7 separate regions of the Mus musculus genome follow, and regions 1, 3, 4, 5, 6 and 7 are each linked to region 2. The links are chromatin loops, found by intact Hi-C in ENCODE. Cell type or tissue: heart. All regions are shown on one strand. Region 1 holds the start of Gm40208 (a long non-coding RNA gene). Region 2 holds the start of 0610025J13Rik (a long non-coding RNA gene). Region 3 overlaps Patj (PATJ, crumbs cell polarity complex component). Region 4 has its middle 67 kb from the start of 0610025J13Rik. Region 5 overlaps Nfia (nuclear factor I/A). Region 6 overlaps Nfia (nuclear factor I/A). Region 7 holds the start of Gm19417 (a long non-coding RNA gene).

Region 1 (4,000 bases), 390 kb after region 2:
CATTTCCTCCTGGATGTATACCCTGAGGGCAGGTTAGGGGTAGTCACATTAGCTGATTCAAGAAACTTGAGGTTCAAATTCAAAATCGATGTCAGCAAGATGGATGGCGAAAGTGGGACCTCTGGCACCAGAGGATGGTGAGACAGGCAGAAGAAGGTATGGGTGACACTAGAGGTCTTTGTTGACAATGGGAACAACATACTATACATTTCAGAAGGCAAGGAGAAAAAAATTGAAAGTTGTAATTGTTAGAATTCTTCACCAAAAGAAATACTACATGTTTGGGGAGATGGTAGGTTTAACTTGATTTAAACTTTACATAATGTACTCCTGTATGTAAGCATCCATATGGGTAATTTTTTGTGGTTTTATGCATTCAATACATTTCAAAACTATTTTTACAAAAAACACTTCTGGAGCTAAAGAGATGACTCAGGAGATAAAGTACCTTACTACGTAAGCATGAGACCCAAAGTTCAGATCCCATCACCCACATGTGGTAAAGGACAGTATGGTGACCCACCTGTTAACCAGGCACTGGAGACAGGAGATCCCAGGAGCCAGCCAGTGTGTGGGTTCTGGGTTTCATGAGAGGGACTGCCTCAGTAAACTAAATGCGGGATGGTTAAGGAAGACTTTTCATGTAAATCTCTGGCTTCCACAGGCATACACATGTATTAATGCACAGGTACACATCCCACACATACACATGCATACCATACAAAATTAAATAAATAGAATTACCTACTAAATATCTGTGCTATCCAGAAAAGAGGCAAAGCACTTATTTCTGGTTGCAGAAACTCCACAACAATAGGCTGGATGCCTCGTAGCCTATATGAGGTACCAAGAAAAGGGAGATTTCTTCACTCCAATCAGGCTCTTAAGTGAGATAATGGTCAAAACCTTTTGACCATATCCAAGCCTGAGTTGGGGTGATGATGGTGGGATGTCTATTTTCATGATGTAACTCCTAAAAGCTCTGAGTTTCCCCACCATGGCATAATATTAACGTGACCATACTTCAAAGGGTTTACTCATCACAATAAGACTGGGGCTACATATGGCATGTGTCCTTGGTCTGTTTCCTTTACTATAAGTATGTTTTTATCTTTCTAAATTTGGATATCTACCCCATTTTAGAAGGCCAGACAAATGATGTAGTGCCTAATACAAACAGATTTCAAGCAAATCTGATATGTGTGCTTGATCATTTCTCATGGTTGTATACCAAAAGAATGACTGGCTGGTGAAGATTAAATTTTTTTTTTCAATGCTGGAACATTGAGCCCTCATTTCAAACTATTCCAAGCAGGGAACACAGTGCTGACACAGCGATCACGATGGTCTTGGAAAGACTGTGGGAAATGTTAAATTTATGGTTCTTGGGGGGGGGCAGGAAGTTGGTGGATGGGTTTGTGGTGTGTATGGTGTTTTGTTTTGTTTTGTATGCGCTTTTTCTTTTCTCTTTCAGCCTCTGACAGAAACAGTGCTGTACCAACTTTCTGGCGACCTCCCAGGAAAACAGAAGGAAGCTGTATCCTGGACTTCCCCTGGGATCTAATGAAATACACAGCCCCCGGGCTTCTTTCAATTTGGACTTTCAGATTGCTAAGCCAGTATAAAGGGGTCCTAGCTGTCACAAACATCACATGGCTGGGGTCACCTGCTGCTTGGGGTTTCTCATGCCAGTTGTTGACATAATAAGTACCTCTTACTCTTTAATTACAATTCACAGTGTGCAAACTATTCAATCTGCTTTAAGGCAGACTGTCTTCTAAATGAACACTAAAATTCTATTACTAATATGGGGGTGAGATGCAGTAGAGCAACGGTGTGTCCAGGAGGGCTCTCTGCACATTCTGCCTTTGGGTAGCACTTCCCAGAAGTCTAAAGTTGCTGCTCCTTATTCTGAAAGATGGTACTTTATTCTAAAGGCTGGACTAGAGACTAAAGAGTCTGCTATACAAATGTTGCACAAGACGCTTCCTTGCTACTTTTTACATTTGCGTGACTATTATCTTTGCTACCTATGGTCTTAGCTACTCTATGTTGTATAGTTTCCATTCAACAAGATTGCTCAATTACTGCAGAAAAGAGAATGTCTACTTCCTCCAACCCCAACCCTCCCCTCTAAACCCAGGGAAGTGCTAGTCATCTTTAACAAAAGTCTAGCTAGAATTGTGTCAACACTCTATCATTTACTGGATCCTTGGATTTTGCTAACTACAGACCAGTGTAAGCTATATTATTGCAATCCAAACATGAAAGGTCATTTTATAACAGAGCTCATTTAAAATAATATGACAATACAGGGAGCTGTTCAGAAAGTGCCAACACATAATTATAGTCTACAGTTTTCTCCAAAAACAACAGTGGAAATTAGTTCTAATTCCATCCACAGAAAACTCCTATAAACTTAGGTGGGCTAACCTTTCAGTGAACTGTCCCAGGACTCTGGGAATTGTGATCTCATTTTCAGTGCCACAAATGACATAAGAGGGAACAAACACATGAAATAAACCCACACAGAGTATTGTTATGTTTAAAGTCTCATTCAAACAGCTCAGTCACACCTCCGGAATGCCTCACTATAAACTGCAGCTAGCACCACTAACTAAATGAACAATCCACCAGAGGAGAATCCAAAACTCACAAACTAGCTACATAGATCTTTTTGTTGTTGTTCAAAAAAAGAAAAATGTCTATCTTTGCTTTAATGAAGGATGTATGAGAATAACACGTGCTACTGAATCAGATCAAATCAGCCAACGACCATTCATTGCTTTTGGGGCACCACTAAGTAGCAGACAGTAGTGGTAGACAACCACCAACACTAAAGACACAGGGTCTAGGTTGTTACCCCTGCACAAGGAGCGGGTACACAACTGACAGACATCTGAGCAGGTACAAACTGCCTTTTAAAAACAGTGTGTCTTTAGGTGAACATTTAGATCTTGCTGCTGGATCCTGTCTTCATTGCTAACACATTGAAGAATTTTATTCCTTATTATCTGAACTGTTTTAGTCTTCACGTGGCTTCTCGCCATTTCCTCAAGACCACTTGTCTTCTCGTTTCCTAACAGTTCCCATCTGTGGTCTCAGCTGTTCTCAGGGGTTGGGGGGGCATGAGAAGTTCATGTTCATCTTGACATCAATAATAAGCCAACCCTAGCTTCTGATCTCTGCTCCAAATTTGGTACAATAAATTGTGTCTTTCTCTATAACAGGTATGGTTCCCCCTTAAATGTGAGCCTCTATGCCTATGTTTGGGACAGTGTCCAGACTAATCTGGAATGGAGGCCATCATCTAGAGGTCTATGTCATGCTAGCACAGGGTGGCTTCACTGATGGTAACTGCCTGCATTATTGTAGCCTTCTCACCTACTCTTTAATTTCTTGATTCTGCCCGATTTGGGGGACATTCAACTTTTTCCAATAAGCCTGCACCACATACACTGCACCATGGGGCTTGCATTAAATGTCTTCACACAAACTACATGAAACCTCTTTTGGCTGAACCTCATGGAATCACACACCAGCGTTAACCAATAATGTCAAGCACACTTGATAATTCAGGTCTTGGCCTTTACAGGTTTCATGTCCTTGGACATGAACTCTATCTGCCAGCTCTCTTTTTCCTCCCTCAGGAGGAAGGGAACTAAAGACCTCTTAACACTCTGTAAAGGATGTGTATAGGAGTGGGAGAGGAGCCATGTTTAGTACTGTTGAGACCAGAAGACACTTATCTAACAAAACACTGAACAAATATGTTTGTTTAATATGAGACTTGTACACATTTTAGCTTCATGCACATGGACAGCCCACAGCCAAATTGTTTATGCAGAGAAAAGACCCAACTTTAAGACCCATTAGTTGAAGTTCTGTGGCATCTCTGCTACACAACTCATGCCCATAAGGAATCATATAACAGTTCTAATTTTATTCATTTAAAAGAAAGGTCATATTTAAAAGCACATTAAGAATAAGCTAGATGGGG
Region 2 (4,000 bases):
GACCTCCAGTTGAGAACCAGTCCCACTGAGTCCCTCCGTGAAACAGTGGAGGTGTGACCATGGCTGGATCTAGGAATATGCTTATGAAAAAGAAACAGGTAATTCATATCATGCCTTCACTAGCTGTCAATAGAAGCATGGGACCCACTCTGGAGCTTTGCACTGGAGATGGGGAAGTGAATGGAGGCAGTGCAGGGTGAGCAACTTATCCTATCACGTTAAGGTTAGGAGCCGGAGTCAATCAGGAGTTCGAGTAGGTAGGCTCCTCACCACTGGGGACTGAACCAGAGCTGAGCCTCTCAAACTCTCTGAGCTTCAACTATTTCATTCAGGATAAAATGAAAACAGGATAAAAATGGAAAGCCTCATAGTCCTTCTGTGAAGACAGATGAGATTCTATACATCATGTAGTTAGCCCAGAGCCTGGAATGTAGAATGTACTTAACAATCACGCATGGCTACCATTGCCATCACGATCAACAGTTAGGATGTGTTTCTATCCTCACAGTGATGTGATTTCCACTTGGTCAGTGGGTTGTGGTCTGAATCTGCAGCTTTGGATCCCAGCCTTCCCAGAATCATAGTCACCTGACAAAACGAAGTCAGAACCTTATGCTGGAAGGACCCTTTATATTATAGACTCTGGGTGTTAATTTCTACAGCAAAAGTTCTACTTCAACTGACTGATACTATCTTCACGTCTAGCTGTCATTGGGAAACTCAATAGCTGCATTATTGCACATCTTGGAGTAGTAGAGGTGCTATAGGATCAATACTGGATATCAACGTGTGTTGATTCAAAGAAAATGCACCTGCCTGCAGTTCACTAACACACAATCTCCAAGACTCCTTTAGGCTCTAAGAAATAGACTCTTACCTTTAGACCAGTTGGCATTAGCTTGGAGCAACACTTGATTTTTGGAACGAAAGTGTATGAGCAGCTGCTTTGGCTGAGAGAAGAAATCTGGGACAGAAGCTCAGGGATCAACCATAGGTAGTTGGTGGAGCCAGCTACCTCCTTTAGCCAGTCGGCTAAGAATATGTGTCAGGGCAGGCTAGCTTACAGAAAGATGAAATGATTCTCTTTCCTTACAAAATAAATACCAAACACGTCAATAAAATGTAGGTCTGAACTAGGTCTATGACCAGCAAACTGACATAGGAAAAAGCACTTAACGTTCAGGAACCCGTCTTTACGCAACTGTAAAGGGAGGCTATGGGATGAATTTGGCAGTTGTACATTACTGCTGCACACATTGGAGAGGGGATACACACAGTTATTGTAGACTTTACTAGCCACCAACAAAATGTCTGACAAACATAAATATATCTGAAAGTTGTTGTTGTTGTTGTTTTTTTTAAATAGGTTGGTTCATTCATTCATATGTTCATTCACGCTACTGTTGTGGGAGCACACACTCTTCGCTGAGCGTATACTGGGATCACAGACTGCCTTCGTCCTCAGGTTGGGTTTACATAAAGCAGTTAGATCAACTCCTAGGGCAGAGCACTTAGACAGGAGTTTCTGAGCTGGGTAGGCTAAGACGGGTGGCCTTTGTTGGAAATGCTGTTGCTAGTGGCTGGGACCAGGTCCAGCCAGCTCACAGCAGCTTGCTTTGGGGTCGCACTGACGCTTGCCTGGTCGCCGGTAGGTGGCGGCAGACGCCCTGGCGGAAGGCGTTGCGCTGCGCCCCGCTGGCTTGGCTCCGCCCGCCGGGTCCGATGCTTCGCGCTCCGCCTCCGGAGCAGCCGAGTGCGTCTGAGGCGATCCCGTGCCAGGCTTGGGGACGCTGCCAGGTTTCTCTCAAATCTTGGCCTAACAAAGGGAAGCAAATTACAAAAATGGAAATTTTCAAACTAGCGTTCAGTTGTATTGAAATCGACGTTTGTGTAGCACGCAGGCACAGACCACATTCATGCTATTTTGTGATTAAAACGATACCAAAAATACCTCCTTGCTTTAGTTTTCATCTTCTAAAACGGCCTCTTCCCCTTTTCTAATTGCTGCTTTACTTTGGGGGAGCAGCGAGCCCCCGGCCACCGTAGAATTGCTAACATTTGCATCAGGACAGTTGAAATCTGGCCCGGGCTGCTATTCTCTCTGTCGTCCCCACCCCAGTCTTTCCTCCTCCCCGTCTCTTAGACTCCGCTGTTTCTCTCGTTCTGTCCTCCCCCCAACCCCCCTTCCTCCTTTTCTTTGGGAGTTGAACTTTAACCCAACCTTGTGTGTCCTTTCAGCCTAGGGGAGTACAGATAAAGACATTGCTAGGCACTGTACGGGGAAGTTTTGTGTCTTGTGTACTCGGTTTCAAGTCTTAGGACAGCGCGTAAATCCTCAGGGCTCCTCTTGATTCAAGCAGCAAAACCTGACCATGGCCTCACCAAAGCTCTGGTTACCTTGCTCTCCCATTAAAAAACAAAAACCAAACCAAAACAAAAAAAACCCCAATGATTTTGAAGCGGCTCTTGAGCTGGCTCTTGAATGGATTTTACTTAACATGAAGTTGTATAGAGCCCGACTGTGTCCTCTTGGCTTGTTTTTGCAGTTGCTAGACAGGCCCAGTCCCCAGTGGGCTTGTGTGAAAGGCGCCCTCCTCCCACCCCCAGCTCTCCGCACCATTTCTTTCCTTGGAAGCTTTGACTGTCTCCTTCCGCAGCAGCTGTGTCTGCAGTGCCTGGAGACAGGTGGGGGAGTAGCCTCCCGCTGAACCTGCCAATTCCCTCTCCAAGGACTGTCTGAATAGCTATTAAAAATTAAAGGACACGCACACGTACACACACACACACACACACACACACACACACACACACACACACACACACACGCTTTCGTTCTTTGTTTTCTGGTGGAGGTCACTGTCACACCAGAGCAATGGTACTGCTTTGCCGACTGAGATTAAATTCTACAGTCCTTCTCTTGTCGGCACTCACCAGCCCACAAGAACCCATTGCCACATCTTTTGGGCCCTCTAGAAGATCTGAGTTCTAGGAGTGGTCAAGTGCCCACTTGCAATGGATCTGGAGAGAGAGGTGCTCCCAACCCCAGGAGATAAACACAGAGCTCATGAGACCATGGTTGCAGTTAGGGATCCCTTGTTTATCTGTATTTGAGTCTCAAAACTAGAACTTTCTAGGGCAGGTGTTGAGTATCCTCTGCACACTGGTAAGAGTTTAACAGGTTCCAGAAGAGAACCGGAAGTCACATTTTCGTTCCCAGCCTGGATTCAGGACCTTCTGCTCTTCCCTGGGGGCTTGACCCTCAGTACCCAGCTACCTCTCTGCTTTTCCCAGGGCTGTTGCCCGCTCTTAGAATTCCTCCTCCTCCTCTTCTCTGATTAGCAAACGTTTGGTCTCTTTAAAGACGTCTTTCAAACACACCCTCTCCAGTCTTTCATGGCTGTGCCTGTGCTTGGGTACCTCTGTAGTCAGTAATCCTGCCTTAAGTTAAATGGGACAAAGTTGCTTGACATACCTGCTGTGCTGTGCTGTGCTGTGCTGATCTCTCTCTCCCTCTCCCTTCCTCCCTCTCCCTTTCTCCACCCCTCCTCTCCACTCCCTACCTCCCTCTCTTTTCCTCTCTCTCCTTCCCCCAATCTCCACTCTCCTTTCCTTTCTCTTCCCCCTTCTCTCCCTTCCTCCCCTTTATCCCCTGAGAGAATATATTCTTTGCTCAGGCCAGGAATGTATCTTTATTTATCTCCTAGCCTGCACACCAAAGATGCCCGGGAAACTCTATGTGATGATAAGGAAACACACCTGGTTCTTAAATGATCCCAAAGGGCCAGCTTGTTTTTCTCCAGTTCTTGCTCCATTGGCAGGCATCTCTAAGTATGTCTGCAGAGTGGAAAGGAAAAACTTAAGGTTGTGTTCACACGTGACTTTTCCATAGTTCAGGGAGAGTCTTCTACTAATGAAGGTTTGATGAGCACACAGATGAAAACTCCTGTACCCCAGCGTGTGCACAGGAGCAGCACTCAAGGAAGACCTGCGACCCGAGAAG
Region 3 (4,000 bases), 120 kb before region 2:
TGGACCAGGGAGTGGCACCATTTGAAGGTGTGGCACCATTTGGAGGTGTGACCTGGTTGGAATAGGTGTGTCACTGTGGGTGTGGGCTTAAGACCCTCATCCTAGTTGCCTGGAAGTCAGTCTTCCACTAGCAGCCTTTGGATGAAGTCGTAGAACTCTCAGCTCTGCCTTTGCCATCCCTGCCTGGATGCTGCCATGCTCCCACCTTGATGATAATGGACTGAACCTCTGAATCTGTAAGCCAGCCCCAATTAAATGTTGTTTTTTTAAAAGAAAAAAAAAAAGTTATGCTGTTTAGATCATAAGCCAGTAACTTAAAGAGAAATATCCTATGGAGTGTAATAACTTGAAAATCAGTATTAAAAAAATTGGAAATGTTAGGTGGAAAACTTAGACATCTTTTTGCCTCATACATAATAAGCAAACAAATAGGCATACTGGCTACAAATACACAAAGACACACAGGGAACAGAGAAATATCAAGAGACTAGTGCAATTCGAGGGAAAACTTTTTTCTCATTTCTTCCACTGAAAGGGCGCACTAATACAAAACAGTATCAAGTAAATAATTAAATGTCTTAAAAACAGAATATATGACGAGGAGCTTTTGAAAGATCATATTCTAAAAGTTCTGGGCACATAAACCTGTGACAGAAAACCACCTCTTATCACTGAGCTGTACTAATGCAGGCATATGCCAAATCTATGTACACTCCAGCTCCACCACCACCAAATCTTATTGTTCATATTACGTTGCAAGGAAAATTAGGCTGGTTATTTCACGTCCTAAATTGCCTCCCTAAAATGTCATCTTCTAAACCCAGAGCATGTGTGGATGAAACCTCAGTCACTCAGGAAGCACAAGCAGGAAAACAGAATTCCTCAGCAGCCTTAGCAACAGGGCAGGAACTCACCACAGTGACAACTCAGAGGTATAGGGGGTGAAGACTGTTAAATGTCCCCACCTTTACAAAGCCTTTCCTATCTAAAGTTACTAGGCATTTGTTTCTCTATCTACTTGCCTTGCCTAATAGGCTCAGGTCATGTTAAATGACTAACTTTTCTTGTTGTTCTTCCAGTAATATAACAATGTAAGGATCATTTTCTCGTTTGTTCTCATCTAGAACACATTGTATACCAGAGCACATGGCAGAGTGCATATCAGTATCTCACGAATGAACAGCTGAATGCATGGGCAGCATTTTAGAACATGGTTCTCAAGGTCTTTCCATCTTTTTATGTTATTGCCTGGATACAACTCTACTGCACAGAGGCTATGAGGGGAAGAAGGGAGAGGTGAGCTGGTAGCAGGGACCTAGGGAATGAGGGCATGATAATAGCATCTGCCTGCAGAATCACATTCTTTAAAATACACACAGGACATGCTTTGTGTCCCTCTCTGCTTGTAAGGGACTATTAGGATCCTGGCTTTATGCAGTTTGTCATGGGAACACCAAAAGGCAAGCTGTGTGATGTACTGAGCCTGGTGTGAGGCATGTTTTAAAGCCAAAGGTTCTCTAAAGATCTACAGCTATATGACAAAGGAGGTTTAAAACTAATTAGAAAAACTGTGAATAGTAACTACTGCACTTAGATGAACTATTACATGCTTTACCCCAGCTCTGAATAAAATATCTCCCAACATCTTTAGATGGATTTATTAATCAAAAACTGCTCTCAGAAAAATGACACTGTAAATAATTAACAACTGGCTATAAAGAGCAATGTTAATTTTACATTGTGAATCTGAGGAGAGCTTGGTCAGCCAGACATGGCCTCTACTAGGAATTGACTTAAAATGCAGCTAAGTTAGGAAGGAAAGAAATATTCTCCACTCTCAGCCTTGAGAATCCAACCCCATAAAACAATGACCAGCAAGACAGCTCAGCATATAAAGAAAGGGGCTTCCATAGAGGCCTAATGACAGGAGTCCAATCCTCGGCTCCCACAAGGTGGCAGGAGAGAACCAGATCTGGAAAGCTGTCCTCTAATCTCTGCACCATGATATAGGGCCTGATCATACACATACACACACACACACACCCCTAAAACAACAGCACATATGGCAAACAATTGTGGAGGCAAAATACCATACATACAAAGGAAGAAACAGTAAAACTACCTGAATTGATATTTAGCTTAAGAAAGCCACATGAGACAGATAACTCATTCTTTCAAAGACTTACTTTTATATGTGTGTGTGTGTGTGTGTGTGTGTGTGTATGCACGGGCACGCGTGTGTACCCATGGAGGCCACAGGAAGGCGAAGGTCCTCTAGAACTGAAGCTACAAACACCCAACCTGGATGTTGGGACTAGAACGCAGGTGTTCCGGAACAGCAGCACACGCTCCTACCCAGTGGTCCCACTCTCCAGCCCTGAGAGAACTCATTTTAAACACTGCCTCTGAATGGAGCGTCTTAGGTGGGCTCAGCGCTAGGGTCCATGGAGGAGTGCAGCAGTGTTTCTGAAACTCTGGGAAAAAAACATCCTTCCTTTTCTATTATTTATTGTGAAGGCCACTTAAAAGATTCTCTATTTTAATAAGTGAGGTTCTGGTTGTCTAGGATAAAACTACAAATTATTTTATAAAGAGAAGACAGAATCTGCCCAAATTACTAACTGCATGTTCTCCACAGCAATAGTGATTACATTCAGATAGATTGTAGTGATTACATTCAAATTGATTAAGTCAAGACCAACAAACTCAGGTCAACCATGTTTTCTGTCCCTGAATATCCAGACATTATGTTTTTCAAAGCCTAAAGCCCATCTCTGTTCCACACTGCAGAAAACCTTTCCCTAAAGTCTCCATACAACCCCTGAGGCGCTCACACACTCACCTGTCACCTTCATGGCTACTGTGCCAGAGTCAAACCTGGACTTTTGGCTTCCGGAAACAGCATAAGGATTCCATGTTCTTCCCAGCCTTATCTACCCACTTGTATCTGTTGTTACTGAGAGCCTTGCTCACTTCTGGAACGCGTGTATGATTCAGGTCTGAAGACTTTAGACCACGCCACTCAGCTTCTTCAGCAAGAACGTGAAGAAAGCTCAGCAACAATGAAGCAGAGCAGCACTTTCAGCCCAGCCTACCTTCGAGTATTTCTGTAGCTCCTCATCGTCTGCAATCTGAGCATCCAAAGTGGCTACCTAGAATTATAAGACGGTCATTTCCCGATTTGTATGCGTGTAATTTCATTTGCTCCTTCATATTCTGAAATTTATCAGCAAACCCAGCACACCGATGAGTAATCCGACAACCTCTACCCAGTATTTCTGAAATCCACAAGTAGCACGTAGCAACACATTTGTGTTTCTGTATTTGCTACACTAATCTCCTCATCCTACATCATCCACAAGTGAAACTGAATGTGATATGTTACTGGTGTCTTGTTCTCCTTCTACATGGGCTGTTATTTCACTAACAGATAGAGGTCAACAATGAAGTACTTTTCCTTGCATGGAATTTGTTTCCTTGGATTGTCTACCAATAAAACTCAGGGTCCTATTTAAACTCCTCACACACAATCATCTTTTGGTATTGAGGTGTTGCTCAAGCTTTCATAAAGGTATACTATGCACTGAAACCAGTTCTCACTTACTTATGACACTAGTACAAGAAAAATGGTTCATAAACATGTCTCAATATATGGTTTAGGAATGCTGATGTGAAACAAGTTTGTACCTGTTCAGTTATATTGAAAATTTTTCCCCAAATGTGTTTGAACCACAGTGAGAATATGGAATCCATAATCATGGACCAAACAGACATGATGATCTGTCTAACTATACCAACTATGATCCCTTAAATTTTAATAAAAATTTTATTCTTGTACTGCCAAGATAACTAAAGACAGGGCTGAAGAGATGACTCAGAAGTTAAAAGTATGTTTATTTTATTTTGTTTTGTTTTGTTTTTTACAGAGGACCTGAGTTTGATTTCCAGACCCCCATGGTAGCTCACAACCATCTGTAACTCTGGTTCAAAGGACTCTGAC
Region 4 (4,000 bases), 67 kb after region 2:
GCCAAGATGCGAGTGGCAGGCAGAGGGCAAGGCAAGTAGTTTGCACGATAGGCAATATAGGTTTGGCCACTTAGGTTTTATGTCACCTGTCTTGGCAAGCGTTGAGGGACTTGTTTATTCGCTGTTCTGTTCCTAAATCAGGAAGCAGGAGCCCCAACTATCCACTTACCAATTACTCAGTGTTAGTGGATGTTGGCTGGGTCTAGTAGCAATAAAATTACAACCTCGGCCATCAGATAACGGAATCATAAAAGAATAAAGCAACTAGAAAAGAGTAGTATGAGGCTAGTTAAAGAAGAGAGAGAAGAAACTACTTGTAGCAACCACATAGTAAGAATGTGAACTGTCAACATCAATGGGATCTTGCTGTGCCCTGGGACATCCAGGTATTGGCTGACAACCATGTGATATGTCTGCTCCATCCCCAGGTCAGCATTGCACGCTGTTCTGAGGCAAAAGGCAAGGCAGCCGAGAAGCCCTGGCTTTGCCTGGCTTGAAAGCCTAAGTTTGGTCAACTCAAAGGAAGAAGCTAAAGCACAAAGCAATTGTAGTCTCCAATATTTCCTGAGTCACTTCATTTAGATGACTGCTACTTTTAGAATAAAACATTTTAGCCACTGGAAGTGAACCAGACAGGCTTCTGATAATATATTCCCAAATTAAACAAGTATAATATTGTAAAGATAGGTACTAAGCTTTTAAAGTAGCTATTCCTAAGCACTGACAGGAAATGTTCTGCTATTTTTTTTCCTCCTCAAAACTTGCTATAATCTGTAATGATTAGGTCCCATTTTCCTGTCCTTCATTTTTTTCCCTTATAAGTGCCATGACCGAAGGCAGCCAGTTCTGTCTGTCCATTGCCTCCCCAGGGTCTAGCACAGTGCCTCAAACACACCAGGGGCCCAATTAATATTTTTTGAGTGAATGAATGAAACTCATTCTGTCCCTTTGCAGGGGAGTCTTTATTGCCATGCACGCTCCAGACAGCATGCAGAGATGCCGGGGACTACAATGAGCATCTAAGGTATTTTGCAATTCATGGCTGACCCGCACTGACCCTTTATTTAATTAAATCTTTCACTTGTGAATGAATCATTTCTTCCATTAATTAAAATAGGATGCACATATGTCTCTGTAAAGTAAATGTCAAAAGAAAGCATTCCACCTAAAATATACAGGAGGCTCTGACCACCATCAAGAGTCATCTATCATAATCAGCTAAGATGATCAACTCTGTAATTAGACACAGCACAATCATCTCTTATGGCTTCAAAATATTAGTTACAGATTCTCAACCAATCTGTCAGCTCCTGTATTAATGGAAGGAGCAGCTCTGAGCAGGAGGCAGAGACAGACACAGACGTTTATGATATGGAAGACAGGGCCTGTGGCCTCCGTGCTGGCCAGAATCTTCAATGGCTGCGTGAGGCTGTGCTCACCGGGCACTAGTATCTGGACTATTGGTGCTGGGTGACAGCAGGGATCGGTTGCTCTGTCGCAAGACTCAATTCTGGCTCTTTCTTTTCTGCAGAAATAATGATAGTTGCAAGACCTGATGGGCTGTTGAAGGGGTAACGGCAGCATAGTCCATGTACCTTTCAGCGCCCCCTGGAGGAAAGGGGATGTCGCATCGAATTTCATCTTAAAAGTCCAGGGGCGAATGCACGCCCATCTGTTGTTCAAAAGATTTCACCTCAGAGTAAACTGTGCACTGTCCAGACTTCTTGGGGAATTCTGCCACCGAGTTGAAAAGGAAAGGGGGTGGGGTGTGCCGTGAGTATCTCCATGTCACAGGGACCCCAGTCTCTGGAACAAGGTATTAGGATCCTACATGTTTAAAGTTCACCTGATTTTGGAAGAGACAGAAATTGTTCTATTTGAAGTATTGGGCTTAGCAGGATGATAAACACTGTCCTTGCACATCCAAAGGGGGCAATTTCAGAGGAGGCCAAGTTAGCGGACCAGCCAGCGCAATCGGATGTGTTTCATACAGTGCGTTTATGGTGAGCACCAACTGCTCTTCTCAGGACTGAGGACAGTGAAGGACTGGCTGGTAAGGACTTTGAGATTACCAGGGCTGTTTCCTATGTGGGACAGGAGATGGTGGTGGTGGTGGTGGTGTTGGTGTTGGTGGAAGGCAACCGGTTATTTCAGGGTCTGTGGCAATGGCAGCTACCTCCCACCTTGACTCCTGTTTCTCAGTTCTGGGTCTTTCCTTTGGAAAACCCGGGGATGTCTTTCCCATAGCACAAGGCTAGGTCAGGAGCCAGCCAAGAAGCATTGTGTTGCTTTCAGCCATAAAAGAGCCTATGTACTCTCATGTGCTCAGGAAACATCAATAGCTTTCCTCAGACCTCAGTCCAAGTCCTTTGCATTATTGCAGAGTGTTGTCACTGATATTTTCCCATTTCATGGTACTTTAGATTTTTGTCACTTTTAAAAATAGCATTTGAGGTTTTTCTGTTAATATCTACCAACCTACCTACCTCTTTACATACCTACCTACCAACCATCCCTATCCTGTCTGTCTGTCTGTCTGTCTGTCTATCAGCTATATGCATATGAGAGAAGAAGAGGTTGTGTTGAAGACATATTTAATCTAGAGAAGGACATGAGCAAGAAAAATTACTTGTTTGCTTGGAGAGAATAGTAATTCCACACTAGACACATTCCTGTTTATTTTGCGTTGGTCCTAAGCGCACCAATCTGATAGGATAGCTGGCGAGGGAGCTGCAGGGATCTGCCCATTTCAGCCTGCCCAGGGCTGGGATCACAAGTGTATGCCACCATGCCTTTTGTTTATTTTTATTTTTTAAATGTGGGCTCTGAGGATTGACCTCAGATATTTCTGTGTATGTGGCAAGCCTTTTCTTGCTTGAACTGTCTTTCCAGAGCCATGTTACTATCTTCAAATTTGTGACTTTCCCAGTTTTTCTTCAGAAACACCTATCTTTTACGATATCTAGCTTAAAAGTTTCTTATATTTATTTTATTTTTGTGGAGAGCTTTGGAGGCCGCTTGGCGGGAATCTGACATTGGCCAAGGACAAGGAAATGGGTTTCAGTCAGGAATCTGAGATTGGCCAAGGACAAGGAAGTAAGCTCCGGCAGGAATCTAATTTTAGGGTGGAACAAAGGAGTAGGCTTCAGGCAAGAATCTGATTTTGGGCTTGGACAAGGAAGTAGGCTCAGATATTTTGGTCATCCTGACAAGCCCTTAGAATCAGTGCTGGTGGGGACTGTCTATTGCCTTGCTCGTTCCTTGACTATTTGTGTTTATTGTCTTGTTTGTTCCTTAACCTAGAACTGACCTTGTTGCTTGCATGTAATTAAAATGGTATAAAAAAGACTGGGAAAAAATAAACCCACCTCAGCCTCAGAACTGGGTGGGGTCATGCAACAATGTTGTCTAATTGCCATTTTTCTTTTTAATCTTCACTCCTGTGCTGAAGAACCTGTCTACTGACTGAGCTGGCTTGGTCATATTTTATTATATGTACAAGTGTTTTGCCTTCAGGTGTGTATATGTGTGCCTAGGTGCCTAGGAGCCCTTGGAGGTCAGAAGACAGTAAAATTTACAGTAGCTGGACTTACAGATGGTCTTGAGCCACATGTGTGTGTAGGGAGTTGAGCCCCTGTGCTCTTCAAGAGTAACAGGTACTCTTAGCGACTACCCTCTGGCCCCTGCTTTTTAGTATTGGGTATTGAGCCCCGAGTTTTGCACGTTCTTGCTTTTTCTTTTTCTTATGCCTTTGAGAATTTCATACAATGAATTTTGACTATATTCATCCTCTCCCCTCCCCACCCCAGCTCTTCCCAGGTTGACCTCCATCCTATTCCCTGCCTGCCCAACTTTGTCTCCTTTCTTTTGCAATCTGTGCTACCCATGTATTTATGTATGTATGGTCTTCTGCTGGAGCTAGGTCAGCTGACCCTCCAGTGACAACACTCTTTATTTGTTTGCTTGTCTATTTATTTATTTATTTATTTATTTATTTATT
Region 5 (4,000 bases), 280 kb after region 2:
CGCTTGAGGGTTTAGTTTCTTAACCTGTGTGTTGCATCCGCATGTGGAATCATATGGCTAAATGTGGGGGTTGTGCAAAATTGGCAGTACTAAAAGATCTGCATCAGCAAAAAGCTAACTCAAAATCAGATAGGCAACGAACCCAAGTTGTTTCTGCAATGTTCGCCTGGGTCAATCACGTGACTCTACCGCAGACTTGGCTCTGAGTGATCATGTGCTTTCCATTCCACAAGGCATCTACGCCACACACCTGTGAATGCCACCTGCGACACCTCAGTTCTGAGCTGAGACTGTTGAATGTCAGCAATTGAAATGTTTTTATATACAAAGGTCTCTGCTCTTTCAGAAGCAAAATGATTTTATTATGGGAGACAAAGAATGTTTTCCTACTATTGTTTCTCAGTATGTAGGTATCATATTAATAAATATTTGGATTACATTGGAATATTTGGCTTTAAAAGTTGTTTGAATGTCTGACTTGAGCTATATAAAAATTAACTTAACGACTTGCTTTAAAGTTAGGGCAAATTTCCTAACAATCTGTGGAATGACATTAAATATATGTGTACTAAATATACACATATGTGTATATACGTGTGTGTGTGTGTGTGTGTGTGTGTGTGTGTGAAAGAGAGAAAGTGTGAGGTGACATTCTTTGCACTGATAGACATTAAAATACTGATTCACTCTAAAAATAATGAAGATGCTTTATACCCTGAAGAGTCAAATACTCCACCAAAATTTAATTCTATGTGGAAAAATTAATAAACATATCCATCTAATTTATGACACATTTGCTTTGGTCTTTAATATATTTTATTTATTTTAAATTATATTTATATAATACATAATAGATTAACTAAAGAATTGTTTTAAGTAATTTTTATGGTTTCTCATCAGATACTGTTAGACTTCGACCCAAGATATAGAGCTAAAAGCAGGCTGTGAGTGAAACACGTTTCAGAACTGAATTAGATCCCTAGACAAATTCACAGCCTTTGAAGCAACAGAGCGAAGAGCAAAGGTTTTCTTTTCAGTTACTATGGATAAACTACATTGTCATGATTGGATACATCATAATGGTTATGACTTTAAGTAATGGCAAAAGAAAGTCTTGGGAGGCTCAATCTTCAGCTTAAAGTGCCCAGTAAATGTTACAGTGACAAAAATGACAAAAATGGCTTCATTGAAATTTAGTAACTTTCCTTGTTCCAGGTTATTCCAATACAATTTAACTCCTTTACATGATTGTAACTAAACAGAAATATAGGTGTCAAAGTATTATTCCCAGGGTATGGATGGTCCAACTGAGGCCACAAGGCTAAGCAATGTACATCAAAGCCACAAAGAAAGCCACTGTCAGAGAGGAGATTAGACTTAGGAAACCACATGTCTCTACGTTTACAATGCACACAGTGAAGTGGTCAGAAGAGCATAAACTAAAACCAACCCTAGCATCTAGTACCAAAGACTTAGATCATCACACACAGTTTTCTCTAGATCACAGGCTGGGGCCCTTCACCAGTTTTGTTGCTCCTAACGAAGCATATAGAAGATTTTACATATGTGCTTGCTGTTTCTTCGGGGGCATCGAGAAGTTATCAGAGTGTGTGTGATGATGGGGGTAGGGGGTGGATTTCTTTTGAGTGTGTATTTACATGAACTTCAACTTCCTTTAATTTATTCATTATGTTAAAGCCCACTAGGTGAGGGGAAAAGATGTAAAATATGTGAGAGATGCTTGTCTCTAGATAATCTTATTCCAGATGGGGACCAGACTTGAACATTAACTAAGAATGGAAGACAAAGGCAGAGGAGATGCAGGCTGTAGAGCTGTGGGAGGCCATGAAGCAGGAAGGGATACAGGAAGGGCATAGCTAAGGCAGCTTTGTGTCCAAAGAAGCACAAGCTGAGTACCCATAGTCTAAAAGCAGCAAGGTTGAAATGTGCAAAGCCCTAGACTTTCTGAACACTGACAGGATACAAGTTCATCACAGTATACTTGACCGCATGTGCTAAAATTGCCTGCAGGTTGTGTGTATAAGATATATTGTGTAAGATATAAGACTGTGTGTGTGTGTGTATCCATATCCATATATATATATGCATATATACATATATATGCATATATATATATATGTGTGTGTGTGTGTGTGTGCATGTTTGTATATATGGTAAGCATCTGTCGTTATACCATAGATACAAACGTGGAACAGTCAGAGATCCAGAAGAGCACATTATATTAATGACCATAGTATCTCTAAGGATGAAGCAATTGAGTTTCTTGACATAGTAATTGCTTCCCATGGCAGAGCACTTTTTTTTCTAAGTGAGAGTTTTCACATGTACTTTGTGTATCCCTCTTAACAACGATATTTCCTTTCTTGGGACTATGACAGTATTCATAAATGGATTCAGATTCACAAACGGATTCAGCGTGCCTAACATGAGCTAATGCAAGAAAAATCAGTTTACCCAGGTATATGACAAAGTAGATATTAGACCGTAACTTTCCAGGGGTTTTTTTTTTTTTGATGTCAGCTAGTAGATAACGAACCTAAAGGACAACCTGATGGAGGGGTGCAAGTATGGTGACAGTTAGCCATATTCCTACTGTCTGAGTTTCATAAATAAACTAATAAATATTTTCATCTTGCAATAGGATCAAGCTAAGTGATTTGCTGACATCCTTTCAGGGTTTAAGGCTTGTCTTTAATGTGAAATATAAATCATATTTCTTGTGGACACATTTTAATAATAAACTTAAAAGCACATGAGACTGAAGTAAGGAAAACATTGCCATGAAAACCAGACAAACTATCTACCACTTCAAAAGGAGGGAATGAAGATGACTCGTCAGCACCCTGACGCAAACAACCTCAACACAGAACGCCACATATCTGTAGAGACTCAGTAAGGACAGGAGACTGAAACACATTTGTCACTTGAAAAATAGGCAACTGGCCACATGGAAAAACCACTCACCAAACACCTACACACAAGGCGTGCACACATATAGCCTGAGGGCACATTTGATTTTGGTCTACTGTCCCTCAAACCAAAAAGGCTTGTGTCTTTTAACTTTAGAGCAATAGATTGGATGCCAAAAACTCTTTGGTCCCTAAAATTCTAAGACTATTCTCAAATATAAGAATTAGATCACTTATTGCCTCAGAATAGTTACAGGGAGTCCTCACTGTCTCCCCACTTTGCTACTTTGATCTCAAGGTTATGATGTAGACCCTATGGATCTCTGGGGAAGCGACTCACCTCTGGGTCCTGTAATGACAGGTCGGTGATGCTGTGTGAATGCTGTTCCCAGGGAGGAGGTCTGCGAAGGGGAGGGGCTGCTGAAACCAGACTTCTCAGACTTCTTCAGTGTGCTTGGAGATGGCAAGCCTGGCAAGAAGGGGGTGATTGGTGAGGTAACTTTACTCTACAGAGCAACAACTTGTGTGACCCAAAAAGACAACACTTAGAGAGTGGCGGGGGGTTGGGGGGGGGTGAAGAAATAAAATGGGATCATCTGCAATTGGAAATTTGGATTAAATTGCTTTGAATTTGTCACAGGAGCAAATCAGTAACAGAATGGCCCCCCTTTCAGGTGGTTCTGTAAGTTATTTTAATTTATTGTTTCAAATCGTAGTCCATTTGGGGACAGTTGGTGTTCTCTCTATTGGGGGGGGGGGTTCTGTATCTTGAGTCTTCAGTGTCCTCTGCAAAAGACCTGCGTGTTACATGTTAAAATCTTCACATCCAAAGTGGTTCTCCTGGGAGCAGGGGGAGCCTTTAAGAGGCAGGTCAAGGGTTATTTGACTACTGAGTGAGTTCCTGGGATCCGATCCCTCCCTCTCTCGCTCTCTCTTGCTTCCTGGCTAAAGACAAGCAGTTTTACTTATATTCTCCCTGCCTTGCTGCCAAGCACTAGTGAGTCTACCTGGGACGACCTGGGAGGTCTACCTGATCATGAACTAGATCTTCTAGGACCTTTTCGAAAGCT
Region 6 (4,000 bases), 400 kb after region 2:
TTAAATAGAATGCTGGTTTAAAATAGTCCATGCTAACCAATACAATGTGATAGCAGGTAAACAACAACAACAACAACAACAACAAAAACCCTCCAAAATACCAAAAAAACAAACAGCAACAACAACAAACCACCACCATCAACAACAAAACCCTCCTTATAAGCCTTGCCAACAAAACAATTTACATCTTCATTTGGGTAATGACATCTCAAATTCCTTAACTTAGAACACATTATGTAATGCAGCTGCTATTCTGTGTCCTTAAGCCGTTAGCAGACAAGCTGTTAAATGATGTTGGAGGCTCTTACCAGGAGCAGGTAAGGAAAAGAAAGGCAGACATGCTCGGCCCCCACAAAACCCACAAATATTATCAAAATGTTTCAGAGTCTGTTCAAAGGCAAGCTGAGAACTAGATTCTAGACAATGGCAACCGAGTGTCACAGACTGTACCCATGGTCTTATCTCATGAGCCCAGGGAAGTCTCAGTCATGTAGTACGAAACTCTCCTTGGGTAAGGAGACAACGTCCACCTCTCAGCCCAACAATAACTCTTAAGGCTCATCTAAACAGAGAAAAGGAAAACTTTGCAGATTTTGGTGTTTTTCAAAACATCTTTGGCTTCACTCTTTCACCTTTTAACATATTTAATTTTGAAGTATTTGATTACATAAAAATAGAAAACCAGAACAAAAACCAAACCAAACCAAACAAAAAACCCTACATTATCATTGAAAGCATTTCTTAATGTCTAACAACTTAAAATACAAGCAGTAACTGTGCACTGCTGGGACCGACATCGTTATAAAACCTGTACAGCTTCCTACACTGGTGAATTAAGTGAAATGACAGTGAGTGAAATTTTACAACATATGGAAAAGGAAAATGACAATCCAATAATCCGAAAATATCTTTTCATACTGAAATAAATAACACTTTACGGCACGATTCAGTAACTTCCTTTGAATGTTATGAATATTTAATAATTCCATATCAACACAGGGAGAAGCTTTATGATAAAAGGACCATATTGTTCATACTTTTGGGGGGAAAACAATCCCCAAACTATTCTTTTATTAGCCAACTATTATTGCCAAATCACAAACAGGACAATAAAGCCTAAAGAATTCTAAATTTTGTGATGGCCAAAGATAAAAGACTAGAGTTACTAAATAAAACGGCAACACATTTATTTAAATACCAGTGCTCCTTGGGGTGTACGAGGCACCTGGCTCATCCTCTAGCTCCAATGAGGTGCAATAGAAAGAAAGGCACAGGAACGGGGGGAGACACAGCATCAACTACAGTGCTCACATTAGTGCAGGGCTCTTAAACCTGAAGCCTGAACCGATTTCAATTCAGGAAATATTTTAATTCATATAATACCATCCAAAGTGAAACAATTCATTAAATCATGCTCAGAACTGGAACATTACATAGGAAGACATTATGCTGAAATGGGTCAGCCTAACCTCGTTATGCTACTCAAAGTCTCTCTGCTGAGTGACAGTATCTGCAGTGATATGACGTAAACCATGCTAGGATGGCTTGGAATGCATTGATAAATTGCTCTATTGATCCTGTTCTGCTTCACTTACCATAATTATAGTGCAGTAATGGAAGACATGAATGATAGATTTTCAGTACAGAAGAAAGCCCGGAGTTTGCCTGTTTCTTTATGAGATTATATAAAACCCTTTCAATTAATACAACATGATTGATATGTAACACTGAGGACAAGGCCTGATTCTAATGTTCTTCCTAAGGTATTGCCATTCAAATATTTGTGTTATTTCAAATAAAAATATTTAGTATTTTAAAGAAATATAATTCATAGGATGTTGCTTCCTAATTTACTTTAAGGATTTATTTCTATTACTTTTAAGTGTATGTGTGCATGCATGTGTGTGTGTCTTTCTATCTGTGTGTCTGTGTATGACTCTGTGTGTCTGTGTATGTCTCTGTGTGTGTAACAGTATGTTCACATGAGTGCAGATGCCCCTGGTGGCCAGAGGCATCTCATCCTCTTAGAGATGGAGTTACATATAGTTAACAGCTGTCCACTGTGGGTGCTGGGAACTGAACTCTGCAAGAGTAGTATGTGCTCTGCACTACTAAGCTAGTGGTTAATATTTCCAGCTCCATGTTTCCTAATGATTTTACAACCTATTTTGAATCCACTAAGAAATCTCTTTCAAAACTTGAATAAACTTTACACAGTCTTACCATCTTATCTTCATTGACCACACCATAACCAATGAAAGGAAAATTACAGTGTGTGTGTGGGGGGGGGGGGAGGTATTAGGTATTATATTGAAGAATAAATGTTAGACTGGAAGGACACAGGCAACTAAAAGAAGTTTTAGAAGAGAAAATAAGCAATTACTAATCTAGACAATAAGAGTCCATTGGAAAAAAATCAAAGAAAAATAGAAACTTCTTAATATACATCATATATAATGGTTAATCTCCTAATTATCCAATATGCATAAAATCCAGCATATAGTGTCAGATATGCATTAAACCCACATGAGCAGGGAGCTGACTGTATACCACCCTGATACTGTCACTGTAGAGATTACTGTTTCCCCAAAATGGATATATTTAAATTAAATGTGTCATTCTTTGTCATGGGAAAGGAATGTGAAAAATTCCCAACTTCATTTTAACAACTCAGGGCAGGACTTGATTTGTTTTTCATTTCAAAATACGCACTAATGCAAAGATCTCATTTTATTCGCTTTTGCTGTTTAGAGAAAAATATATAAATATGGTTGATTTTTGTAAGAATGATCAACTGGAAGAAAGAAAATTTTCTTCCACAACTAAACGGTGTAAAAATTGATCTCAGCTTCCCTTCTTGGATTACAAAGGCTACCACGGGAATTAAATGTCACCCAGGAGGGCTGTGACAGCATCAAGCCTTCCCTGACACACAAGGCCTGCAGCCCAGACATTGAAGGCTTACATCAGGAAAACTCAGCATGCAGGGAACAAGTCAGAGCCAGCTATCGACCCCACCATTGATTTCGACTAGGAAAACCAAGAAGGGAAAAGCACCAGAAAAGATAGAATTTCCTTTTTCTTTTTCGCTCCCCAACTTAGGGCTGCCAAACTTAGGTCTTCCCAGGCCCGAGCCCTGCATCCTGCATTGCAGCCAGCCAGGATGTCTGCCTGAGATAATTCAAGCTGAAAGCAGACAGTTGGCAGTGGAAGCTGCTCCTCCAGGGACATGCAGCATGGCCTTGCACACACAGAATGCAGCTACTTGACAGGAGGGGACAGGAGGGGACCTGTGACTGTCCAGGTGATAGCTGACCATATCCCATGTCGAATTAAAAAAAAAAAAAAGCCTTACACTACCACTTACAGAAAGTGAAACTAGCTATACCTAAAATAGCTTCTTTGTCTCTCGGACAAGGGATCACGGATACTCTCAACTTCTAACCCAAACACACACACACACACACACACACACACACACACACACACACACACACACACACACACTTTGCTAGTGTGTTACGAGTTTGCTTTTTAACTTTCACATAATTTAACACACAGAGGGTCAACACCAAGCAGAAAAGAAGGAAAGGAGACTGCTTGCTGTAGCTCCTTGGGGTCTTAATCACATAATTTTGAATTGGTTGAGGATCATTTACTTGGATCATTATAATCATATCCTACAAGTATTCCACCATTTAATTTGTGAAACCCATGACCACAGAGCATGCACATAGAAAGAATTATTAGATACATTTACTTTATTGCTAAATTCAGAGATGGCTCCAAGCCATTTAAAAATAATAACAATAGTAATAATGATTAATAACAATGCACTTCCATTCTGACTCAGACTCTCTTGAGGGGTTTTACCACTGTTCACTAATTAAGTCTTATACCCGATTCCTAGGTATATGAGCACTGTTAGGTCAATTATACACCTGGGAAATCCCGGCACCACAAGTGGGGCCCAGCAAATCATGATCTAGGGAAGATGTAG
Region 7 (4,000 bases), 450 kb after region 2:
GATATCTATGATTTTCTGTCCTTGTAGGACAGACATGGAGGCAACAGTAAAAAATGTAAGTAATTGAACAAATTAGCAGGGGCATTTTGGATTTTCCTAAGAAATGTTCCATAGAAAAGCATGATTGCCAACCTCAGATTTCTCCTTTATAGAGATATCATCTGAGCCGAGAACTGAAAGGCAAGAATGTATCACCCAAAAGAAAAGGGAGGAAAATCATTACAGGCAAACAACACATAGAAAAGGGACTGGCAGAGTCCTGACCTCAAACGGAGACCTGCAAGGCTCAAGCATGGAAGAATCAACAGGATAAAGTGAGGCTAGAGAGGTGGTGCAGATGCCAGATCTTGTAGGGCAGGCCCTGGCCACCAGCTTGAAGTTTATTCTCAACACACTGGGAAACACTAAGCATTGTAAGCAAAGGAATGGCAGAAACTACTGTAATTCTTTAGATTGCTAGGCTGGGTGCTGTGTGAATGAGCAAAATGGATATTTGATTCTAATTGTTTGTTTGTTTGTTTGTTTACTGTTTTATTTTTCAAGCTTAGCTTCTAACATTTTTATAGACTGGAAGAATCTTGATTCTCTCCTTGAATGTCCTCAAGGTGAGTATGTGGGAACTGAGGCACAGGCCTTTCAAGACTTGCTTATGGAGTCAAGCAAGGAAGAACAGACTCAATTCACTTACAAAGTCAGATGGAGGGGGCAGGGTACAAAAACCATAACAAAGCATGAGATTTTCACCAGTCTTTGGTTTGGGAAAGCTAAAACTCCGCATTTGACATTTGTAGTTCTCCTTCTATTTTGAAATCTGTACAATGTAGCTATATCTCACAGAATTCTCACTTTAATGCCAAGTCCTTCAGCTTTCAACTCAGACACATCTACGGAGTCTGTAGGGTTAAACGCAGCTCCGCGAAGTCAAGAGAACTGTGTGTTCTGTCTGGGAAAAGTTCATGAACGTAATTTTAAGCTCTTGTTTTCTTTCAGTTCCTTCCTTCAAGTTTATTGCTAAAAGCCCGACTCTCTAGGTCCCATTTAGCCATATTCCTACAAAAGCTCCCCAAAGTGACAATGCTTTTATTTTATTTTATTTTTTAAGAAAATAAAGCCAAAAAACAAAAGGGGGAGGGGTGGGGAGCCAGTGTGAAGTTCCTCTGAGTTCCTGCTCTCTTGGAGCATGGCTCCTATCACACAATAATGTGTTATTTTGTTGAATTTTGGCATTCATCTAGCTTGTTTGGTCAGAAGCCAAAAAATTAAGAGTGTGTCGGTCCACCAGTTTCTCAGCAGAGAAGCGCTCTTCTCACCCAGCCAGTGCGCCGTGCCCTTGGCCTCTGGCCAAGAAGGGAAATCCATTTTACATAAAGAATGCTCCGAGCTCAAGTGCGCAGAGACTTTTTACCTGCTGAAATAACTTTGTGGAGAAATGCCAGTCCACTAGACACATTCTGCAGGCACATTTGGCATGCAGCGCAAGGCAAAGAACTCTGCGGAGGAAGCAAGCTTTTTCAGAACAAGGAAATGGCTGTGCTGCCCTCGTGGCACGTCACGTGGCTTGGCACGGCGCGCTGATTGGCTGCGGCGGGTAAACACGGCGCCATGTACGGCTGCGTCGTCGCCTCACAGGTCGTGAAATGGCGCCGGGGGCCCAGCCGGCCACGGCCCCTTGAGTTCCTTGTTTTTGTTTTTGTTTCTCTGCTTGTGTTTTAATGAAGCTCACGGATTTGAGTAGAAACAGATTTCTCACAAACTTGCTTCTCTCCGGCTCGATTTCACAGCTCGGCATACATTTGGGCTGTCTCAGGCTTGACAGCGTTCCAGGGAAAATACTAACTGTAAACTTTGCAAGGAGAATTAAAGGAGCAGGCAGAAATGTCAGGAGGGTGTCCTCCCTTCACAAAGCACAGGCATCTGCACCGAAGGCTTCCAGTAAGGTCCTACCTCTGCAGGGCACAGCGGGAAGGAAGGAAAAATAGATAATTCCCCTTTGGCCGAAGGCATGAAGGAGCTCTCTTCCTCTCAGGCCTGACCAGTTGAACATTGCACACTCTGGTGTATAAATATTTGCCTCTGGCTGAAGTTCAAGCCCTATGTGGCTGCCAGACACAACAGAAAACCAACATTCAAGGGAAAGTGTTTACTGCGGTGATGGCCAAAGGAACAACAGCCAACAAATGAGCACATCTGATTGGCCAGGCCTGCCTATGGCAATATCAGAAAGCACCAGGCCACTAGCCACTGACCACTGGGGTATTCCTACCCCTTCAGGAAAGGCTACGTTCTTTAATACAAGACCAGAAGACTTGCTGGTGGTTTCCCATGTGTTCCTCCAGAGCAAGCAGCCCAAATAATCCTAAACCATGCTCTTAACTCTTACCACTCCAGCAAAACAAGTGGATGCTTCTTCAAGTTACCCAAGTAGGATCTCTAGCCTTTTTGTATGTTTCTCCCTTTTCAGGTTCAGGGTAAGGCTATCTGCATGTCTCCCAATTCCCATTACTAAGTGTTCTGTAATAGAGGTCTTTAATCATCATCTGGTGAATTTTAAGCTTTTTTTTTTAAACATTCAAGGGGAAAAAAAAAGAAACCTTTGAAAGGTATCTAAACTCAATTTATTTATTTTGAAAGATAAGAGCTTGAACCCAGAGCCTTGCACACATTAATCAACTGGCTACTACTGAACTATATCCAGGCTGGTATTTGTTTGTTTTTTGAGATTAGGTATATTAAAAAGTAGACTGCTCATTCTGGTCTTGAATTCACTCTGGAGCCAAGACAAGTTTCAATCTTAGGATTCTCTTGCCTCAGTTTCCCATGTATATATTTCTACAGCTGGTTAAGATATTGCAAAGTCATACACCCTTCAAAATGCCTCACCCCAAACTAGAATAGTTCTAAAACATATAGAAATAATAAAACTGGTCATCCAAAGATTAAGATCTCTAACGGGGATAAAGAAACTAAATGAAAAAGGATCATCAAGAAAATCTTCAGAAAGTAATGAACTCATGGGTCATATTAAGCATGTAGCTGACAAGGCCGTTTTCCAACAGTTTCTATATGGGGGAGGGGATTCTTAATACAACTGAAGTACATTATGAACTTTTGATCATTGTCATCTTTATAGTCCAGTCTAAATAAACAGTTCATGAATCACACTTTTCCTTAGCATTGCAAAGGAAATATATTTAGCTGAACTGAAAAGATATTTTTTAAAAGTACAAAAAAATTTAGAAATATAAAGATATGAAAAGTTTTAAATTATTTTGATTTTATGTCACAATAATTTAGGTAAAACAAACTGCTGTTAGGGATGTTGTTGTTGTTTTGTTGTTTTTGTTTTGCTATTGTTGTTTTTTTTTTTTTTTTTTGAGACAGGGTTTCTTTGTGTGATAACCTTGGCTGTCCTAGAATTCACTCTGTAGACAGGCTGGCCTTGAACTCACAGAGATCCCACTGTCTCTGCCTCCCAAGTGCTGGGACCAAAGGCATGTGCCACCATACCTAACTCTGCTGTTAGGTTTTCATTTTTTAAAATAAAATATGCATTTGGTGAACTAAAACATTTGCTATTCATTGAAAACAAAAAGTTTATATCCTACACAATATACAGGATTAGTTTTGAAAATTCCTCAAGAGCTCAAATCTTGATTAACCATCCTAGGCTTAAGGAAACTTCTAAATTTGATTTCATTACAAAACTAAAATAATTTGTTGAGTAATTCCATTTTCAAATGTTCATGAAGCTTTTAACAACTATATTGCCCTCCTGCGATTCTCAACCAAATGGTCCACTTAAATTTGTCTGTATTGAACCTTAGAAGCCCAGGATTTAGCATTGAGTCCAGCTTTCAAGTGATCCCTGAGAATCCTGTGCAAGGGGGTCACAGAGGAATGCTCTGTTCCCAGCTGTGAACAAGACAGAATTAGCTCTGAGATGTTTCCTCCCACTGCCCTACTGGACGGAAAGGTCGAGATGGTCAGCTCTTGTAGTCTC

The links. Hi-C counts contacts between places; a loop is a spot of excess contacts. Peaks named below come from ENCODE experiments on the same cell type or tissue, not always from the same donor. Only the 100,000 strongest peaks of a DNase experiment are listed, where the experiment ranks them.
Region 1: it touches region 2 in a loop (2.7-fold over the local background); 5 of 42 quality-filtered maps call a loop at or near these places.
Region 3: it touches region 2 in a loop (2.3-fold over the local background); 3 of 42 quality-filtered maps call a loop at or near these places.
Region 4: it touches region 2 in a loop (3-fold over the local background); 12 of 42 quality-filtered maps call a loop at or near these places.
Region 5: it touches region 2 in a loop (2.7-fold over the local background); 2 of 42 quality-filtered maps call a loop at or near these places.
Region 6: a loop joins it to region 2, with 3 times the contacts of the local background. A loop is called at or near these places in 7 of 42 quality-filtered maps.
Region 7: it touches region 2 in a loop (8-fold over the local background); 5 of 42 quality-filtered maps call a loop at or near these places.

What each region holds. Positions count from the first base shown.
Region 1 is chr4:97,934,659-97,938,658 of GRCm38, reverse strand. The region is part of intron 2 of Nfia (nuclear factor I/A); the gene reads right to left. It overlaps Gm40208 (a long non-coding RNA gene), which reads right to left and starts at 819. Exons shown (of 2, transcript XR_867944.3): 1 at 745-819; 2 at 1-610. In heart, no CTCF peak of the experiment used is centred here; a DNase peak (open chromatin) is centred at 1,528.
Region 2 is chr4:98,320,125-98,324,124 of GRCm38, reverse strand. It overlaps 0610025J13Rik (a long non-coding RNA gene), which reads right to left and starts at 2,769. Exons shown (of 3, transcript XR_376450.3): 1 at 2,618-2,769; 2 at 878-1,816. In heart, a CTCF peak has its summit at 1,648 (motif pointing right); DNase peaks (open chromatin) are centred at 1,694, 2,154 and 2,644; H3K4me3 peaks cover 1,456 bases; H3K27ac peaks cover 1,961 bases.
Region 3 is chr4:98,442,903-98,446,902 of GRCm38, reverse strand. Patj (PATJ, crumbs cell polarity complex component) reads right to left here. Exons shown (of 44, transcript NM_172696.2): 14 at 3,096-3,152. Among named protein-coding and RNA genes, the nearest start is that of Patj, 49 kb to the right of the region's middle. In heart, a CTCF peak has its summit at 1,937 (motif pointing right); no DNase peak of the experiment used is centred here.
Region 4 is chr4:98,252,657-98,256,656 of GRCm38, reverse strand. No RefSeq gene overlaps it. Among named protein-coding and RNA genes, the nearest start is that of 0610025J13Rik, 67 kb to the left of the region's middle. In heart, a CTCF peak has its summit at 1,611 (motif pointing left); no DNase peak of the experiment used is centred here.
Region 5 is chr4:98,040,950-98,044,949 of GRCm38, reverse strand. It overlaps Nfia (nuclear factor I/A), which reads right to left. Exons shown (of 11, transcript NM_010905.3): 7 at 3,271-3,399. Among named protein-coding and RNA genes, the nearest start is that of Gm34218, 20 kb to the right of the region's middle. In heart, no CTCF peak of the experiment used is centred here; no DNase peak of the experiment used is centred here.
Region 6 is chr4:97,919,863-97,923,862 of GRCm38, reverse strand. The region is part of intron 2 of Nfia (nuclear factor I/A); the gene reads right to left. Among named protein-coding and RNA genes, the nearest start is that of Gm40208, 16 kb to the left of the region's middle. In heart, a CTCF peak has its summit at 1,992; a DNase peak (open chromatin) is centred at 3,202; H3K27ac peaks cover 918 bases.
Region 7 is chr4:97,866,604-97,870,603 of GRCm38, reverse strand. All of the region lies in intron 2 of Nfia (nuclear factor I/A), which reads right to left. It overlaps Gm19417 (a long non-coding RNA gene), which reads left to right and starts at 1,595. Exons shown (of 2, transcript XR_376437.4): 1 at 1,595-2,421. In heart, a CTCF peak has its summit at 3,980; DNase peaks (open chromatin) are centred at 1,553, 2,103 and 3,943; H3K27ac peaks cover 1,551 bases.